2 separate regions of the Homo sapiens genome follow, and region 2 is linked to region 1. The links are chromatin loops, found by intact Hi-C in ENCODE. Cell type or tissue: heart left ventricle. All regions are shown on one strand.

The links. Hi-C counts contacts between places; a loop is a spot of excess contacts. Peaks named below come from ENCODE experiments on the same cell type or tissue, not always from the same donor. Only the 100,000 strongest peaks of a DNase experiment are listed, where the experiment ranks them.
Region 2: a loop joins it to region 1, with 2.0 times the contacts of the local background. A loop is called at or near these places in 1 of 110 quality-filtered maps.

The regions. Positions count from the first base shown.
Region 1 is chr11:92,864,246-92,869,245 of GRCh38, reverse strand. It overlaps FAT3 (FAT atypical cadherin 3), which reads right to left. Exons shown (of 28, transcript NM_001367949.2): 22 at 2,037-2,505. Among named protein-coding and RNA genes, the nearest start is that of LINC02746, 49 kb to the left of the region's middle. In heart left ventricle, no CTCF peak of the experiment used is centred here; a DNase peak (open chromatin) is centred at 2,365.
Region 2 is chr11:92,702,028-92,707,027 of GRCh38, reverse strand. The region is part of intron 4 of FAT3 (FAT atypical cadherin 3); the gene reads right to left. Among named protein-coding and RNA genes, the nearest start is that of LINC02746, 210 kb to the left of the region's middle. In heart left ventricle, no CTCF peak of the experiment used is centred here; no DNase peak of the experiment used is centred here; H3K27ac peaks cover 372 bases.

The DNA of each region.
Region 1 (5,000 bases):
AACGGAACAGAGAACAGAGGTAGTAGGCCTGTGAGAAGGGAACTGTGTAGATGAAGGTGAGGAAAGATACCATCTTCATTTTAGGAAAACGTAAGTCCCCCCAGACAAAAGAGAAACTTGAACTGATAAGAGGCTATTTCTCCTTGGAAGAAAGAATACCTGTTGTAGAATCCTGATCCAATGCCCAATCACAGAAGGAAGAAGGGAACAGGAAGACAAAGAGGTAGATTGGAGAGTGTGCTCTATAGGCAAGGCTGGGGCCCTAGGGAGGGCAAGACAAGTTCTCTAGGTTATATGAAAAGTATATGGCAAGTGGGTCATCAGTGCTGAAATATGGTTAAATGAAGAGATTTAAAAATAGAGAAAATTGCTATTCCCCATGTGGGTCGTAGCCATTTAATTAACATAGTTCCACTGAATACTTAGCTTAAGGATTTCATGAAATTTTTTTAAAAATTAAAATGCACACTGCAAAGCAAGATTCCCTAGTCTCTTTCCCTCATACAGTGATTATTATTATTATTTTAAAGATAATCCATTGTGGAAGCCCATAGCCCTGCCAGCAAAAACAACGTCCTGCCATCGTTAAAAGTATGTTACAATTTGTGGCTATGTACCCAGCATTTGACATGGAGTGGTGTTCTATTTCAACCCAATTTAATTATATGCTCCTTTTATATATCGTAGATGGCTCACACTAGCAGAATTGTTTTGCCTGGTGAAAAACTAGCCATGACTTGTCATAATGGGCTGGTTTATAGAACCACTGAAGTATAGTTACTGCCCATCATTTGGGAATTATGGCACCATAACAACCCTTTATTTACATACACTGCTGAGACAGTAAAAACAGCAAATAGATTTCTTAAATCGAGACGACAGAAATTTCCCCCCAGGGTACTTGGCCCTCATTGTGGTAGTAACATATGCAAGTCTAAACAACTTTGGTGTCTGTATTTCGATAGTGCATCATTTCATGGACAGTTTATAACATTCTAATAATAAAATGGACTCTAAATTTGGAGTTGGATTTCACGAACATTAGATGGTAATGTGCACAGCAGAATCTCTAAGTGATTTGTGAGGAAGGTTTAAATTTCCTAATGACACGACTGCTGAGCGACTCTGCAAAGGGACTGAAGTGGAATCAGTGGTTGGGCTGTTGCGAGGTGGCAAGCCTTCAACCGGGAGCATGTCTGACCTAGTTTACATTAACACAGACACTGCATCTTGGTAAAGTCAGGGATTCTTTTATCTCTAGACTCCTAGGACTTAAATAATCTTGGCTTTCCCCTCAAACAAAAGAAACTCTCTATAAATCTTTTGCTTTTTTTTAATGCCTACTCTCCTCTTTCATGATGTACCTTGTGGGAAAAAAATATTAGAGTAAAGATCATGCCTTCATTGCCTGCTTATTTGTCCTGAGATTTTAGTAAATTCCCTTCTCCTTATTCTTGACTTTCTACTCCTTTGTAAAGCTGTAACTAGACTTATTTTTAATATACACATTGCAAAAGTATGTTCCAAGATCTCCTATTCCTGGGGGACAGCTTCTAGTAAGCTTTAGCTTCTAGTAAGGTTGTAAGTCTTAGCTTCTAGTAAGGTTTTATGTCTACGTCTGGTCAGCAATTTCATGTGCATGGGCATCATAACTCATAGTGCTACTATCATTCTGCAGTGACATGCAGGTGGCTCATGAGGGCATATTTAAAAGGGGGTTCCATTCGCCCAACCTCCTCTGGCTTGAAAGGCCAGGGGTTGGACAGGGGAGTGGGCAGAGTTGATGGCCTCTCTGGGCCCCTGTGCCACTGCACTGCACCTATGGGAAGCTGCAAACGATTGGCAAAACTGGACACTCCTGTAATTGTCAAGAGCTGAGACTTCCCTAAAGCAGATTAAGAAGGTTGGCGAGCATCTTGGGTGTGAATACTCCTCTCTAGTAGAGTCCTTGCGTTGGGAGGGCAGGGATCCCCCTGCAGTTCATTCACTCTCCCCTCAAACCCCCAGGCCAGTGCCCACTGCGTAGCCACACTCACCCCCCGATGGCAGGCCAGTGCAGCTGCCCCCGTGCTGGCACGGGCTGCGCTTGCAGGCGTCGGGATAGAGCACGCAGCCCAGCTTCAGCTCCGTCAGGCCCACCACCTCCGCGAAGCTGCTGCGCTTGTTCTGCAGCGGCAGCTCATTGTTATTCAGTATCACCGAGTCCAGGCAGCCCTGGAAGCCGCTGAGCACCTGCGTGACCCGCGTGTCAGTCAGGCTGCGGATGTTATCCGCTTGCACCAGGGCGCCGAAGTAGATGCTACTCTCAGTGCTCAGCGTCTGGAAGTAGAGGGGCGCCCGGCGCCGCTCCACGTAGCTGTCATCCAGGGACAGGCTCGTGAAATTGCGGTTGAGCTCCAGGAAGACCGAGTGCCAGCTCCCGTCGTTGACAGCACGGCCCGAGATGCCCAAGATTCCAGGGCCGCTGCCGCAGTCCAGCTGGAACCACAGCTTGCCATCCACAATCTGCGTGGGGAAGGAACAGTGCAGCACTTTTCAACATGCAACTGGGAATATGTTCCCTACACCCTGCTCCTGGCCGGCCCGGGGGCTTCACAAGAAAGCTGGAATGTGGACATGACTTTTGCTCTACTCATAAATCTGTTGTGGTTTGATTTTTAACCACTGTGCCTCCCCCTTACCTGCCATGAAAATGCATGCCTTATATTTCACAAATCTTGTGATTAGTAATATGGGCACACCTTCATATATCCACAATTATATTTAAGAATGTTTCTACTCCTTGGGTCTTTACCTTTTAAAATTCCCAGCAATATCTGGTTTAGGGGTCTGTTTATTCTCTGCACCCTTCTTAGTCATTACCACCACAGGAATGAATTCCGGGAACTCATTAGCATTTATTGAACATCTACTATACGGTAAGCAGTGTACTAAGTGCCAAGGAGATCATCTGAGTGAATAGAGTTATCATCTCTGCCCTCATGTGGCTGACAGTCTGTAGGGTAGGTGGCCATTAATCAAATAATCACACAAATACATATATGTTCCTTGAATACATTTATATGAGTGCTCCACAGGGGAAAGAAAGAGGCCTGGTAGAAATGAAAAATTTCCTAGTTCTCAGCTTTGTCTACATTTAAGATTTAAAAGCTGCTCTATATTAAACACTAGCATATTCTTAAAATAGGCCTTTAGGATGATGCTCATGGTTTAGGTAAAGGTTATCTTCCAAGGTGCTCAGGGCTTGGCCATTTGCTTAGAATATCTGGATCGTTTGTGACACCTGGCCCTCATGAATGCTCCCAGCCATGGTTTGGGGTGCGACAACAGAGACCAGCCTGCTGCTGTGAGTGCATTGGTGTAGCAAGGGCATCACTGCGCCCGGGAGGCTAATCCCAGGAGACATCACACACAGGAAGAAAGCATGTGCTATGGAGGATCCTTGCTGGCAGAGAGCTGCAGAGCAGGGATTGGCCCTCCATGGAGCCCCAGGCTCAACTGCTGCAAAGAAAACATGTCTTTGAATCCCCTGTGTCGTCCACCTTGTTCTACATTTCTCAGAAATGCAAGGTGGCTTTGGGATCCAGGGAATGAGGGCTGCACCCTTGTCTAGACAAGTGTACATTTGGTCATGAAGGGATTCACAGCCAAAAATTGTGAAATAAAAGCTTCTTTTCTGGCCTATGTCTATGACCCAGCAAGAGGACCTTGTGGAGGCCAGCGTCTGAGTCATGCAACTAACACTAGTCTGTTGGCATTCATAGTTCTGTGCAGAGAACAGATACTTGTCAGGAAAGAAAAGAAAAAGAAAAGGAAAGGAAATGACAGGACAATACAGAGCTTCCAGGTCACAAACAGCCAAGGAGGTACAGAGAAAATGAATTCACAGAAATAGACTGAAGCAGTCCTTGTGAAACGTGTTTAACTCATAATAGACCTATTCGGGATTATCAGAGCATCTCTCATTCTCACACGTCACGTATTTCTCTATGCTTCAGTACAGACAACTGAATTCTTAGGGACTCTCATTTCTGCCTTTGTAGCTCCATGTTCTTCATCCTGCATAAAATTTCGTAGGTCATGCCACATAAACATGTGTATCTAGAAGTCAGGGGGCTTTAAGAAGCACACAGAGGTGTGGGAATTTTGGAATGCTGAATCAAATTCAGGCTTTGTCATGTACCACTCAGGTACCCTGGAGAGAATGGTCTGGCCCCTCTGGGTTTGGGTCTGGAGAGCAGAGAGAACTGCTATGGCTTATTTTACAAGGCTACTCTGTCCACTGCAGAATGGTTAGCCACATCATACACAGTTAGAACATACATACTTTGCTCTGTCATGCAAATGTGCAAATGTAAAAAGACTGAAGACAAATGTTTATGTTCTCTGAGAGCTTTCAAGTGTAATCTTTCTTTCTTCTTCTTTTTTTTTAGATGGAGTCTCACTGTGTCACCAGGCTGGAGTGCAGTGGCATGATCTCGGCTCACTGCAACATCCAACTCCCTGGTTCAAGGGATTCTCCTGCCTCAGCCTCCCGAGTAGCTGGGATTACAGGCAAGCGCCACCATGCCCAGCTAATTTTTTCTATTTTCAGTAGAGACAGGGTTTCACCAGGTTGGCCAGGATGGTCTTGATCTCCTGACCGTGTGATCTGCCTGCCTCGGCCTCTCAAAGTGCTGGGATTACAGGTGTGGGCCACCGCACTCAGCCTCACGTGTAATCTTATGCTATCATCTTTGTCATTTTATTCGGTTCCACAAAATTGAATGAGTAGATATTGTAAATCATACCAGAATACTTGCTCTATGGCAACTCCTGGATAATTTCCATATTTGTATTTTAATGTAAGTAATAAATCATCAAATGTGACTTTGGGGAGTATCTTTTTCTGGCACAGTCCACCTGCTGTTTTTAACTCTGTGGCTACAAACTGGTGTCCTCAGTCTATTATGAAAAATTGGTGGTGAGAGTGCAATTTATCTAAGTTTTTGTAAAAAGAT
Region 2 (5,000 bases), 160 kb after region 1:
CAGGAGCACAGAAAAGCAAAGTTAAAAAGTGAAGAGCTACTGCCAGATGACATGCTCACACAACTTGAGGTACCCCAAAGATCCACAGCACCCTTCCGTTCCTTGGCTCAGATAGAAATGCCTGTGCGGACAATGTTCAGCTGAGATCCCAACCAAGTCTTCATATGTGGTAATTTCCAATGTCAACAGAGTCTCTTAAGACTCAGCCATAGGCTCATTTCTTATTTATTTTTATATGCACATTTTAAAAGATGGGTACATTTTTAAAGACATGAGGTGAAGGGAAGATAAGAAACTAATTACATCCCACAAAATATGTGAATTACTTACTTCATTCTGAGAGGATTACAAATTATGAGGCAAGTAAGAAGTCTTCCTTTCTATCAACTGTTGCAAAACAGGGGTTCGTTGGCTGACAGTGTTTTAAAAAAAATGATGGAGTTGTCAACATGTAATATAGAGAGATGTGGAATGTAAATGTGATTTTTTTTTTGGGAAACAAATTAAGACTTCCTGCTGATACTGGGCCTACCTGCTTCCACACCTGCTGCTGGCAGTGCCTTTTTAGGAGAAGGGGCAGGTAGAATCCACTGTTCCTCCCCGTCCACATCCCCACCGCTCCCACACATGCTGCTTCTCTGAATTACTGACCTACCCAGACCCATGGCATCTTGTAATCTCTGTTTTGAATGTACTAGCTCTGAGAATTAATATTTGCTCTGAAAGGTTTGTTTTTCTGCATCAGATTCAATATTTACTCTTCAGATAATAGGGAAATTTAAGTGGTACATCTGCAATTTATACTGGTGGGAAGATCTCAGAAAGGATTATTCTTAAGGGCCCATACTAACCTGGACAGTTCTGTAAAATTAGGAATAGTAAACCTCACTCCCATCTCATAAGCATGCCACCATTACTACCACCACCACCATTAACACCATCTCCACCATCACAGTCGTCACTACCACCCTCATCTCCATCATCACCACTGCCACCACTATAGTCACAACTGTCATCTCCTCCACCACCACCACCACCATCACCATCACTGCCACTACCATCACCATCACAACCACCACACCACAATCACCACCATCACACCACCACCATCAAACCACCACCATCACCACCACCATCACACCACCACCACCACCATCACACCACCACCATCACTACCACCATCACACCACCACCATCACCACCACCATCACACCACCACCAACACCAACACCATCACACCACCACCATCACCACCACCATCACACCATCACAGCACCATCACCCACCACCATCACACCATCACACCACCACCACCACCACCACGATCACACCACCATCACACCACCACGATCACTACACCATCACACCACCATCACACCACCAACCACCATCACACACCACCATCACACCACCACCACCACATCACACCACCACATCACACCACCACCATCACCACCACCACCACCATCACACCACCACCATCACACCATCACACCACCACCAACACCACTATCACACCACCACCATCACCACCACCATCACACCACTATCACACCACCACCACCATCACACCACCATCACACCACCACCATCACCACCACCACCACTACCACCATCACCACCACCACCATCACCACCACCACCACCAACACCATCACCAACACCATCACACTACCATCATCACCACCACCATCACACCACCACCATCACCACCATCATCACACCACCACCATCACCACTCCTTGTTTAGCTAGACTTGGAATGTCAATGGCCATCCCTAACTAGCCTACTAAAACCTTTTGGGGGGATTATTTAAGAATGACATGAATTTTAAAAAATCTGCTTAGGAGGGGTTTGTTCCTGGGCAAGAAGCATTCTTGTGGGTAAAACACTGGGATTTCTGAGAAAGGTACGCTGGCAACACTCACTGAGAAGAATGGAGGAAGGAGGCACTCAGGAAGCTAGAAACTTGAAGGCAGGGAAGGAGTTAGGAACCCATGTATGCCACAAGAGGGCCTTCTGTGGAGAGTTTTAACTTGGAGGATAATTCTCCCTTGGAATATGGAGCATGAAGCACGGGAACCCTCAAATTTAGACAGAGGTTTTTCTACTGTATTGTAGTTGCTGCAGTCCCTAATAAAGTCTGATGCATTTGTGTAGCCTTGTGAGGTGGTGGTGTGAGGAGGGGCAGGGACAGGCCAGTTGATGAAATCTGGCTGCTTACTGGTCTGCTAGGGCTGCATAACCGAGGAACATAGACTAAAGTGCCTGAAATGACAGAAATTTGTTTTTTCACAGTTCTGGAGGCTAGGAATCTGAGAAGGTAATGACAGGGCTTGGTTTCTTACAACACCTCTCTCCTTGGCTTGTACAGACAGCTGTCTTTTCCCTCTCTCTTCAAATGGCCTTCCCTCTGTACATATCTGTGTCCAAATTTCCTCTTCTTATAAGGACATTAGTCAGCCATATTGGATTAGGGCTCTTCCCAGTGACCTCATTTTCATTTAATGACCTCTTTAAAGACTCTTCTTTCCAAATCCAGTCACATTCTGAGTTACTGGAGGTTAGGATTTTAACACATGGATTTTGGTGGTGGGAGGTGGTGCACAATTCAGCCCATAATACGTGCTTTGCAGTTACTCCTCTGCTGAGTCCAAGCTGGTACCCACCATGTGGACACAGCATCCTCTCAGATGGGCTTGGTCTTGGAGCTCAGGGCACAGCCCAGCAGCAGAGTGAGCCTTGTCCAGAGCTGGGTGGATGGGGCAGGCCAGAGTATCGGGCTCTGAGGATTAGCTGAGGGGGTGGTGGATGGACAACCAGAGTATGAGAGAAAACCTGCTCTTCAGATGCATAGAGACTGATCCTTGAGGCTGGGTTAACTTGACACCTGGGTCAATCCATTATTACAAAATGAGAGCGAGAAAAGATGATTCAATTTGCCACATTTCAATAAGCTGATGGATATTGGTAGCCATATTTGTTCCATAAAGAGAGAAAGACCTATCCTGGGTACTGCCATGAAGTAGTTGTATGACCTTGGATCACTCTCCTCTTTTCTAGGTCTCAGTTTCTGTATCTATATAACGTGAGAGCACAGTTAGGAATATACGAATTAATAACAGTTTCTTGATGCCAAGACAGCAGCTAATGAAAGTAGCTCCCTACTTGATCTGCAGTTTAGTACTCTAGGAGACCTTACTGTGAAAGTCAAAGGAAAAAATGTCCAGTGGGAAAACCACACTAATTCTAAGAAGAAAACCTTAGTACTTGGCCCAATGCCAGGCCTTGAACAGTCATTCGATAAAGCTTTTATGAAAGGAAGTAAAAACAGAAAGAGTGCATATCTATTAACTATCGAGGTTGATACAATAAGAATAAGAATGTGAACAAATGAGAGAATGGAAGGAATGAGTGGAAAGAGGTCAGCAGCTGTGTCACAGGGCATTAATTGTGTGTGGTGCCTCCTGGGAGCTCTGGAGCACAGAAGGTGTCATCAACTCTCCTTCTGACGCTGATGCCTGCTCCATGCTGCTATTTTTATGCACAGACATGCCATTTTTTGAGGGCCCATGGATACTTCCTGTAGAGTTCTCTGAAGGTGGCAGAAAGAGATGCCTAAGAAGAGAAACTTCCATTTTTCTTGAAGTTAAATTATGAAACTGTGGACTGTTTAATGGGTTGAAATGAGCCTGCAGTTCTTCTCTACCAGAAATTATCATCATTTTAAAAGCAGATGCTTAGCAGATGCTTTACCAAAGGAAGAAGCTGTTAAGGGTGTGCTCTCAGCAAAGAAATCAATTTGCATCCTAAGGCAAGAGAAAATGTTATAAAAACTTAATAAAGAACAATATTTTTTTCCCTCAGAAAATAAAACTATAAAAAGGGATGAGAACTTCAGACAGGAAGAAAAATTATTCACATGAGTTGTATGTTACAGAGGACAATGGATGAGTTTGTTAAAAAAGACAGATACTAAATAATATACATTCCTATGGATCTAGTCTATTCCTCTGTAATCTGTTATTCATACTGACTTCACTATTACATTTAACCACATTCTCTGGGCTGTTCCAAATTCTATGCATACATATGACATAATTGCTCATCCACTGTCTTTACACTGGTTACTGGGCCTTGTCATCTTCTTTTTAATTTTTTTTTGATTTGCAAATAAAAAACACTCTCTGTGTTCTCTTTGGGAGACTTTTATCAGAACCATCCAGCCCTGAACACAGAAGCATTTCAAGATCAAAAGGGAGGCAAATAATACTCTTCAGCAAGCAAGATAAAGATTCACACATAATTAAGCCAGGACTATAGGATTATTTAAGTAGATGTATCTTTCAAGAATAATCGAAGTGCTATAAGCTTTTCAAACTGCTGGAGCCAGTCCAGGAAAAGAAAGGGAACTGGCAGTGTGTTTGTGGAGGACAAGGGGAGGAGGAAGTAGATGGAAAAGAGGGAAAGGGCAAGCAATAGGTTACCAGCATCTCTGTGTGCCAGGCCTTCCATGCAGTTTATCTGTGAGGCAAGTTTATTAACCCCATTTTCCAGATGAAGAAAAGGAGGATCAAAGTTAATTTAACGTGGCAACGCTCATGCAGACGAAAAGAAGCCGAGCATGCCTTCTTCCTGTCTCTACATCCATGCTCTGTCTTGCATGTTAATTCTCTCCCCTTCAAGGTCTCATTGAGGAGTGAAATAACGTCTCTTAATGTAAGCATTCATTCACACACTTATTAAGCGTCCCTTGTTTCCTGAGTGCCAAACAGATGCTTGTATACAGAGATGACTAAGACATTCCATGCTGACCATGGCTACCATTCATGGAACATGTACTGTCTAACAGACAGCGTCCTGAGCATGCTTCACCTGTCATTTAATCTACTCTTTATACCAACCCTATGGTAGGAATTGTTATCCCCACTTCACAGATGAGAGAAAGGGGATCCAGAGAGGTTCAATAGCCCATCTAAGCTCTGTGAACAGTACCAAAA